2 separate regions of the Homo sapiens genome follow, and region 1 is linked to region 2. Evidence: chromatin loops called from intact Hi-C (ENCODE). Cell type or tissue: PC-9. All regions are shown on one strand. Links, peaks and the distances in the headings refer to the core of each region. The heading gives the core; the rest is flanking DNA.

Evidence for each region. Hi-C counts contacts between places; a loop is a spot of excess contacts. Peaks named below come from ENCODE experiments on the same cell type or tissue, not always from the same donor. Only the 100,000 strongest peaks of a DNase experiment are listed, where the experiment ranks them.
Region 1: it touches region 2 in a loop (12-fold over the local background); 1 of 110 quality-filtered maps calls a loop at or near these places.

What each region holds. Positions count from the first base shown.
Region 1 is chr4:23,288,374-23,293,761 of GRCh38, reverse strand. The region is part of intron 13 of LOC105374524 (a long non-coding RNA gene); the gene reads right to left. Among named protein-coding and RNA genes, the nearest start is that of PPARGC1A-AS1, 480 kb to the left of the region's middle. In PC-9, for the core only: no CTCF peak of the experiment used is centred there; a DNase peak (open chromatin) is centred at 2,931; H3K4me3 peaks cover 332 bases; H3K27ac peaks cover 2,818 bases.
Region 2 is chr4:23,370,898-23,376,285 of GRCh38, reverse strand. All of the region lies in intron 17 of LOC105374524 (a long non-coding RNA gene), which reads right to left. The region is part of intron 2 of LOC105374523 (a long non-coding RNA gene); the gene reads left to right. Among named protein-coding and RNA genes, the nearest start is that of PPARGC1A-AS1, 400 kb to the left of the region's middle. RefSeq lists a silencer at 2,826-3,120. In PC-9, for the core only: no CTCF peak of the experiment used is centred there; a DNase peak (open chromatin) is centred at 2,845.

The DNA of each region.
Region 1 (5,388 bases), core at 325-5,324, 83 kb after region 2:
GGAGGAAACAAGGTATAAAATTAGGCAGGGACCAACTAGATGATTTGTGACTTTGTAGGTCATTGAAGGAGTTGGTATTTTATTCGAAATACAGGAAGAAGCCATTACATGGCTCTGAACCTGGGAATCACATGGTGTGATGAACATTTTTAAATATTCTCTGGTCAGTCTATAAAAAATATTGTAACTCCTTACTTTCGTTAAAATGAGACTGTCATACCTCTATCTCATTTCTTAAAAAGCATATTGTAGAAATTTGTTTTAAATTATTGTTTGGTTTTCTTTGAATTTCCATATTTTACTTGAATTTATATCAGCCATCTTATTTGGATTTCTTCTCTATGCTCTTTTTTGGCTTTCTGAATTTTTCTGCCTTTTTTAGAATTTATGGAGTACTCTTTGTTTCAGTTTAATTTCCTCTAGTTGTTTGGATAGCATACAAAGGATTTTACATCCTTTATTGTATGTAGTTCATTTGTAGCACTTAAACTTAACAAATCGGTTAGAGACATAAATTTTAGAATTAGACTTGTAGATTCTAACCCTTACTCTACCACTTACTCCTCCTGTGTGTTATCTGGGGCAATTTTTCTTATCAGTAAAATGGGAAAATAGTACATAGTTCATAGGGGAAGATTACATCAGTTCCTACATATAAAGCACCTAGTGCTTGACATATTGTAAATGTTATAAGAGTTTACTACATTGGAGTAGTAGAATTGGGACCACCCAAAAACATACTCCTTCCCAGAACCTGTGAATATGACCTTATTTGGAAAAAGGGTATTTTTAGATATAATTTACATAAGGATTTCAAGAGGACACTAGTTTGAATTAGGGTGGGTTCTAAATCCAACGACAGGTGTCTTTCTAAGAGGTAGAGAGGCCGGGCGTGGTGGCTCACACCTGTAATCCCAGCACTTTGGGAGGCCAAGGCGGGAGGATCACGAGGTCAGGAGATCAAGACCATCCTGGCTAACACGGTGAAACCCTGTCTCTACTAAAAATACAAAAAATTAGCCAGGCGTGGTAGCAGGTGCCTGTAGTCCCAGCTACTCGGGAGGCTGAGGCAGGAGAATGGCCTGAACCCAGGAGGTGGGGTTTGCAGTGAGCCAAGATTGCGCCACTGCACTCCAGCCTGGGCAACAGAGCAAGACTCCGTCTCAAAAAAAAAAAAAAAAATAGGTAGAGATAGACACCCAAGAGGGGAAGGCCTTATGAAGATAGAGGCAGAGACTGAAGTGATGCAGCTACAGCACGAGGAACACCAGGAAACTGTTGCACAGCTGCCACAAACACTAACAGCGAGGCATGCAATGGGTTTCTCCTTCAGAACCTTCAAAAGGAACTAACAGTGCTGACATCTTCATTTTGGACTTCTGGCCTTTAGCCCTGTGAAAGAATAAATTTTGGTTGTTTGAAACCACCCAGTTTGTGGTAATTTATTATGGCTGTCCTAGGAAACTAATACACACATTCAAAATGAATTTAACACCTCCCTCAAACCAAGGCAAAATTCTTACCTTCCTGTTCTATTTCTCTCCTGTGTCCAATGCCCTCCCACGTTCGGTGAAATCATCTAGACTTTTACTTTCAGTTTATTATAACTGTGTGTTGTGTCTTCATATTTTTACAAATCATTCTTTAACAATTGTTTTAAGATTAACAGCCAATATATCAATAATAATTTAGACAGTTGTAAGACCTACAAATATCTTATTCGCTAATGTTCCTTGAATCCTACGTCTTTTTTCTACTAGGAAGCTTTAAAATAGAAAGCAAATGACAGGGCCCTAACAATTGGGTTTACAGGGTGTGCTGGTGCTACACCTCCTGTAATCTATGCAGTACATAGCATAAGTTTATACATGTGAAATATAATTCATATAGGTAAATGTTACCATAATTATTATTAACTTTATCATCATCATTACATTTAAGACAACATGACATAAACAGTTGCAAACCTTCACATGGCAAGAATAGGTGAAAAGTGTAGATTAAAAGGTGTCATTTTTGTGTGTGTGTAATCACTTTTTGCTTTTTTACTTTTCAGTCCTTTTCCTACGTATCTCTCCCTCTACTTAAAGACTTAGTGTGAATGTCAATTACTCAAGCCTGAATTAAAAGAGGTGAGAAATCTTTCTATTTATCATGTTTATGATTTTCATACAACACATCTACAGAGCCTAGGAGCATTAAAGGAAATGCAGTCACCTTTGATTTTCTGTCCAATTATTTGCATACTTTTTGGAGAAAAGTGACAGAAATCAGCACTTTTTAAAATGTATATTCATTAACTTCCAAATGAAATTGCTCTAACTGCCCAGAATAGTGTTTGGGATCTTCCATCGGCAACACTGACAACTGTCTTATATTTCATGGAATTATTTAAAGTGAGTTCCTGACTCACATCCATATTTTGCCAGCCATTCATTCATTCAACAAAGATCTTTGATCACATGCCCTGTGATGGGACCCGTTTTGGGCATAGATATTCCTGAAAGTGAAGAAAACAGATAAAATCCCAGCTTGCATGGAGTTTTCATCAGGATTTTACTGACCAGGATCAGGATCAGGATTTTACTGACCATACACAAAGCAAATGAATATGCAAGTTCAGGTAATGATAAATGTCACAAATAAATTAACACTGAGAGAGACAGTGTGAAGCTACAATACTTTGATAGGATTTGATAATACCCTGTAAATAACTGTTTTTCAGTGGGTGCTTTACTTATTTGTTTGCTTTTCTGGCTTACTTTTAAGTTGACACAGGACAGGAAAACTCCAGTCATCCTCAAGGGAAAAGAGGTCCTGAAAAGAGGAAACAAGGAGAGACCTCACGGAGTCAAAACAGGTGTTCACAGGCATTGAATACGGAAAATGACTCAAGCTGCTTAGGATGAGACGCATGGTCAGAATGGTTCAGCACAAGGGATATATAACACCCTGAGGATTAAAACAAAGGTAGTGTCTAGAATGTTGCTGAATATGACAAAGAACTTTTAGATTAGAACTCCAGGAATGAAGAAGATGAAGAAAAACAGACCTCATGATTATCAGCTAAGGCCACTCCTAGCTCAATCATGTGTAGTCAGTGACTATACATACCATCAGTAAAATAAATAAATATTATATCTATTTAATTGTTCTATAATCTGCTCATTCTTCTTATTCATGTGGCTTATCAGAAAAAAATTGCTATAATCTTTAAAATTCCTATAATTAGACGGATTTCCCATATTATTTAATTTCCTTTGAGAAAATATATTTAAATCTAAGCTTTTTGAATTAGCTATTGCTTTAATCAAACTCCCAAGCTATTGCTTAAATTGACAAACATATATTAAAGGGAAAAAACAAAAGAGAGAGTGGGAAGGTGGACATGCCGGGACGCAGGATCCATTTTAGCAGCCAAGGAGCAACATTAGCGAGTGTCAGTGACCAAGAACCCACATAAGCAAAGATGAGGGCTCCGACAGAAGGAAGGCAATAGGAGCTATATTTACTCTATTGGACATTTTGCCAGGAGGATTTTTACAGTGTTGTACATTTTCATCATCCATCTCTTACACTTTGATGTTCATTAACTCATTTTTAAAATGAGCCCAGAGGTTTCAGTGGCTTTGGTTTTGCTATTTAAAATGGGCAATGGTGTGCTGAACAGATGGACTCACTCTAGACTATACAGAATGCATGAAATAGTCACTTTGGGAGTAAAAGACCCTTTTTGTTCCTCATACCAACACGATCTCCTTATAACTTCAGCACATCTAAATGCTTGATATTTTATGCACATCCCATTTAGATAGAGCTCCTAAATAAAAACTCTCAGCATTTTCTCTTTTGCTCATCTTATTGGCATTACTGTAAAACTTGGTTCATTCTCATTCCATGGAAGCAGCAGATTTTTATATTGATTTGATGGGTATGAAGTGAAGATAAATCTTGATGTCCATGTTGTTCTTTCATTGGGATGGAAAGCTATTGACACTGCAGGAATCAGGTATCCATATGCCTTTTAGGAAAAGAAAAAGTGCCCCAATCCCTTGCACAGCACTTTTTTTTTTTCTCAGTGTACAGATATCCCGTAAGGTATGCCTCTCCAAAATGGAATTGGCTTCCTTCTTAAAACTTGCAGACAAGATTTACTCGAACCCACTGTTTCTCTATTCAGGTCCATAATAAGATGGTCTACAAGTACAGTAAATCCACAATATTTGCAAGTGAAGATGGGTAGTCTCACACTTAACCATATAATTTTTTCTCAAAGTTTCTTTGCAAAGTTTCTTTTGGGAACTTGGGACATTTTCTCATGAGTCTATCATTCTTCTTTGGCAAACTCTGTTAGCTTTCTCTATTGGTACATGGGATGATGTGGTGAGCAAGTGGAGGCTGAAGCCCTCCAATCCCATAACCACCAGAATAAATTTTAACTCATGTGTTCTATTTGTTTACATATTCTTCCAGAATTCCACAGCAAAAAATGAATTGAAGCTATTGCGCTGGTTTCCTTGATCAGCGATATGAAATTCTAATTGCTTTCAAATTGTCCAGCTACAGAATTCCTTGAGATGCCCTCAAAAGCCATTTTTAAGCTCCTTCTCAGTATAGAATTGATGTCACAAGAAAATATGAGAAATCCTTCAGAAATTAAGACCCCAAACAGAAGCAAATCCAGAACGGTAATTGAGCAAAGAAGCTAAAAGCTATCTTGGTGCAATAGGCAAGAATAGTAATCTAGAGCTTTGACCTTTAATTATCACATAGGTTAAAAAAAAATAATAAAAGATTCTTGAGCCTGCTCAAAGTGGGACACGGTATAGTGACTTCTGCATAATGTCATGACCGTCAAAAGCCTATATGATTAGGGAAAAGGTATACTAGGAAAAATGTCTGCCTGAAAAAAGATGACAGTAATATCTTTTCCATTGCCATATGGAAAGGAAAAAGTTTTCAGTGAATACGTATATATGTAAAACAGTCTAAATTTATTAAAAGTTTAAATTCTTATTTTCTATTTTGCTAAAAACCCTCAAGCTGAGAAAACAGTTTATGGTGTTCCAGGTTTGATAATTCCCCCAGAAGCCTAGCAAAACCAAATGCATTAATTTATATAGAAACCATCCCTAAGCCTACTCACCATAGAATTTTCAAAAATAAAAACCCAGGAAATATGAGTCGATAATTTTTTAAAATGGATAAGCAAGACTTATACAGTTGACTCGAACAACATGGATTTGAACTGCATGGGTCCACTTATATGTAGATTTTTCTTTCAATAAATATACTGGAAAACTTTTTGTAGATGTGTGATAATTGGCAAAAACTCACAGATAAGCAGAGTAGCCTAGAGATATTTAAAAAGTAGATATGTTACAAATG
Region 2 (5,388 bases), core at 336-5,335:
GGAGGGCATTCAAGCACAATCCACATCTGAATGCCTGGTCTAAATTTATGTTTCCAATCTTGTTCCTGATGTTTCCCTCACACAGATTATGTTTTGAATGTAGCTATCTCCTTTTCCGTTGAATCCCACTGGTTTATTCTTTCTTCCATGTCTCTAGTTCTGAAGGTTTTTTTTTTTTTTTTAATTCTTTGGTTTTTAAAGTATTACCCTCAGAACTTGATGAAGATTTTAATTCTTGTCCCTCTTCACTAACTCTGTGGGTGATGTCTACCAATCTGTTTTAGCGAGTCTTCCTGGTGATTCTGATGTGTGTGAAACTTTGAGAACCCCTGCTCTAACTTCTGGGATGGAGAAAGAGTCCTGGTAACCAAATTACACAGGTACCTCGAGACTCAAGTTTTTCTAAGTGGCTACACGAAGCCCTTTGCAATACTCAAGTCTACATCAAATTTCCTTTTTCAATGACTTAGAATAAGTTTTTTTTAAAATTTGAGGTACATGCCTTATTATTCCCAGGTGAGAGCTGGTTGAGGGCCTTTATTACTAATTTTTCTTCTAGAGGATACCTCACACTTGCTTGTGCTTCAATAAATGTTTATTGGATCACTAGGGGCAGTAATAATCATGATGATAATAACAATTAACTATTACAGTGGATGCCTGTCTTGTTTGTGGATCTACAACATCTTTTTCAACACTCTAAGTTTGGAGTTCCTTATATTATAGATTCTATTTTCTTTTCTTTTTTTTTTTCCTTTGAGACAGAGTCTTGCTCTGTTGCCCAGGACGGAGTGCAATGGAGTGATCTCGGCTCACTGCAACCTCCACCACGTGGGTTCAAGAGATTCTCCTGCCTCAGCCTCCTGAGTTGCTGGGATTATAGGCACTTGCCACCATGCCTGGCTAATTTTTGTATTTTTAGTAGAGACACGGTTTTGCCATGTTGGCCAGGCTCGTCTTGAACTCCTGACCTCAGGTGATCCACCCACCTCGGCCTCCCAAAGTGCTGGGATTACAGGCATGAGCCACCATGCCTGGCCTTAGATTCTGTTTTCTCAAAATAAAAGAATAAACTCATCCACCTTCTCTTATAGCCAGTGCACCACCAATCAGAGGCCTCAAAGACCTAGTGATGGAGAAAGGAAGGGCCTGAGAGCTCCTTCTTCTCTAATACAGCAATAAGGCCAAGTTCCTCAGAAATGACAAGTTTCCAAGAATAGAGCATTGGCATCTAATGTTCAATGGTGGGGTCCACAGTTTTCTTGCTTTTCTTATCAGATCAGCTCCTGAAAGATTAGCAGTTACTCTGGTTCCCCAGCACGCCTAATGATTCTGTGGGCTACTCAATATATTTTCAATAAACTCTCTTTCTTAGTAAGCCAGAGTCAGATTTTGTTGCTTGCAATATAGAACCTTGGCTGATGCAGGAATAATAATCACTGCTTTATTTCATTGAGTAGTTGATAAGTCTATTACATGGACTTAACTTTCCAAATGTAACAGAAAATATATAATTTATAAGTCTGAAAAGGCATTACGGTCAATATATAATTGACTAGTCTAAAAAGACAAAGATTGCAAATTAAGTCACATTTGTTTATCTCTTGTTCAGGTTTCCACATATGAATACCTGACACTCTCACAGTTCAGAAGGACAGCATGAAGTAATGGCTAACACATTCCTTTTTGTTGTAAAGTAAATCGTCATTCCTCAAGGGAACAGTGGTGATCACTATCCACCACGTGTACCTGGGTGTCACTGAATTCTTTGATTTGTCAGCTCACATTCCTAATCTTTAAGGTCACGGTGCCCTGCTCTTGGCACATCTTAGATTGGTAAAAGGAAACATTCACATGCCAAAGTTCAGACAGCATGACTGGGAAAATCATCCCTCTTACCCAGAGGGACTGTGTCCCTGGAAAAGTACTGAATTATGCACAACTATTAAAAACTCTCTTTGAATTGCCCAACATGAATCTCATTCAATGTTCACAAGTCTCTGCGGTAGGCATGGGTAGGGTCATCCTCACTGTACAGATGAGACTCAGAAAGGTAAAATCAAGGTCATGATTACATAGCTCAATGTCAATAGAACTAGGATTTAATTTCATACTGATCTAATTCAACAGCTCTTATTTTCCTGCTGAAAATGCTTTCTTGCAAGGAAGCTCTCCCCTATGAAGTATTTCTGAATACTCTTCTCTGTCTCCTTCCCAGATCCTATTGAGCACATTCTCCTTTAAGCCCTGCATATGCTGGGGCTGTAATAGACAGAACACTTTACCAAATGCCTCTGTTTACAAGCACACCTTCCTATCTGAACTCTTAAGTTACAGAGAGCACAGTTTATACTTTATTCATCTTTGTTTTCCATGTTCCTAGTGTAGTACATGGATTATAATTGTTGCTTGATAAATATTTATTACACGAATGGATGGGTGAATAAAAGCAGAGGGAAAACATCCATTTTGTATCGGTAACCATAAAATATTCACTTAGCATTCCCCAACGGCACACTACTCACAGGCTGACACTGCCCCTTAAACCAGAATGAACTCACTGTGGCCCACTTCAGAAAAAATAACTATGCTCTCCTAGATCATTACTCATAAACTCCAATGTCTCAAAACACTCCATTGCAGCTGGCATGCCTGGCAACTATCTGTGGCCCTTCACAGTACTGCACACATGGCCATTTCATTACTGACAAGGGGGCTGTGGAGCCACACAACCACAGCTTTGTGTGAAGGATGAAGTGGCAACTCGTGCTGCTGAGAGGTCCTCCCCTATCAAGAAGGGGCGGGACTTGTTGATAAGGAACCCTGACTATAGTCACTGACAGGGTGAGTCAAGGAACTTTTCAAAGCATGTGAGTCACTTACCTGCATTCAGTGGTGCCTGGGCTCTGGGGATTGGCATGGAACCAGCAATGTATGCTATGGCCATTCAGGAGATTAAAAGCTGCAGCCATGGTGATTACATGGAATTAAAAACAAATGCAGAAGTGGCCATGGAATCTGATTGCATTCCACTTGGTGTAAGCCAGTTTGCAATTTTTTCTTTCTTTTTTTTTCTTTTCTTTTTCTTTCTTTTTTTGAGACAGAGTGTTAGAGTCTTGCTTTGTCACACAGGCTGGAGTGCAGCAGTGTGATCTTGGCTCACCACAACCTCCACCTCCTGGGTTCAAGTGATTCTCCTGCCTCAGCCTCCCAAGTAGCTAGTATTACCAGATTACAGGCTAGCGTCACCATGCCCGGCTAATTTCTGTATTTTTAGTAGAGATGGGGTTTCCCCATGTTGGCCAGGCTGGTTTCAAATTCCTGATCTCAGGTGATCCGCCTGCCTCAGCCTCCCAAAGTGCTGGGATTACAGGCGTGAGCCACCATGCCCGGCCCAGTTTGTAATCTTGAGGGCAAGAAAAAAAAAATATATATATATATATATTTTTTATTCCTTTTTTTAAAGGAGATGGCAATTTGGGGGAAATAGTTCAAGAGCTTTGGATTCTGGAAGTATGGAGTCTAATGTTGACTTTCTCTCTCATTAGTTGTTGACTTTGGGAAAGTTTCTTTGACACTCAGATTTCTCTTCTGCAAAATGAATATTATAAGCCCTTCCCCTAAGTCTGCTAGAAAGGATTAAATAAGATGATATGTATGAAGTATCTGCTGCATTATAGGAACTCAGTGCATCTTGGATTTTATGCTTTATTTCTTTCTTTTTTTTTTTTTTCTTTTTTATTTTTTATTTTTATTGATCATTCTTGGGTGTTTCTCGCAGAGGGGGATTTGGCAGGGTCATAGGACAATAGTGGAGGGAAGGTCAGCAGATAAACAAGTGAACAAAGGTCTCTGGTTTTCCTAGGCAGAGGACCCTGCGGCCTTCCGCAGTGTTTGTGTCCCTGGGTACTTAAGATTAGGGAGTGGTGATGACTCTTAACCAGCATGCTGCCTTCAAGCATCTGTTTAACAAAGCACATCTTGCACCGCCCTTAATCCATTTAACCCTGAGTGGACACAGCACATGTTTCAGAGAGCACAGGGTTGGGGATAAGGTCACAGATCAACAGGATCCCAAGGCAGAAGAATTTTTCTTAGTACAGAACAAAATGAAAAGTCTCCCATGTCTACTTCTATCCACACAGACCCGGCAACCATCCGATTTGCTTTATTTCTTTCTTATCTACCACTTATTTCTTTGTGCTCTCCTCATCCCCTTGTCTCAGCAGAGACATCCTTGGGGTTCTAACAGGGGAGGCCTGGAGGCCATTCTGAAAGAAAAGGCAGAAGCCAAGGAAAAATAAGTATTTATCAGTTAGGCACCTGAACTTTACCTTCAAGGACAGGTATTCCATAGTCAGGAGAAAGAAATCCATTGGGGATCTGGGCCATCTAAAACACCTTGTAAACGAAGGAGGTTTATGCTGGGAGGAAGGCATTCCTTTCAAAGTGTTCCCGCATCCTTAAAGCACCACAATGGAGAAGAGCAACTGATTTGCACTCTCCTGAGCAAGGCTGAGACATCAGCATTGACCTCACTACACATGTGGGAAGGGCTTTGATGACTTGAGAATCGCGTCATAAGCAATTCTTTCCGGAGTGGTCCTGGGCCATAAAAAATTTGTGCATTGCTAATGGAGCAGACAGTTCCATTTCTAATTTTTTCTGGGTGTACTCCCTCTGGGACACAGAGAGGTTGGTGAAATAGTCTTTGATGTGGGGAAGTTGACCATTTGTGATGGAGGAGGGGAATGGGATCTTGTTGCTTTTAGGTAAATAAGCATTAGAGACCTTTTTGTCAGTAACTGTTGTATTCCAGAGCTAGACTCTGGCCCACGCAAAGGCACAGATGACTGGGTCTTTGCATATATATTAGTAACTCCATTGGAAGATAATATTTTGCATTTTAAACTAAACATTTCTTTGCATGGATATTGACTGTCTCTAAAACCCTGAAATAAAACAGTGTGTTATACTTCTTGGAGTTCCTCATTCACTAGAATGGACTTTGATCCTTTGAGTCACTATTAAGTTGGCTAAGGTAGATAACCCCATTTTACAGATGAGATCAATAAGGCTCAGAGAGAATATTCTGTGTCTAAGATACTGCAGCTGGTGAGCAGCAGCATCAATACCAGAACCACCGCCATCACCTACCTCCCCAAAGTCCGAGGTTGAACAGGATTTGTGGTACCCAGAGATTAAATATTCCTGAAAGATAATTAAAAAATATTCTTCTTTGTAAGTTTTATAAAATACGTGACTGAATGAACACATTTCTAGGGCCCCCTCTCAGGACCATGAGTGGGGCCTATGCAAGTGAGGGCCCTGAAGTGTAAGCTTTATAGCTTCATAGTAAATCACTTCTGCTTCCTTAAAGGAGCATGC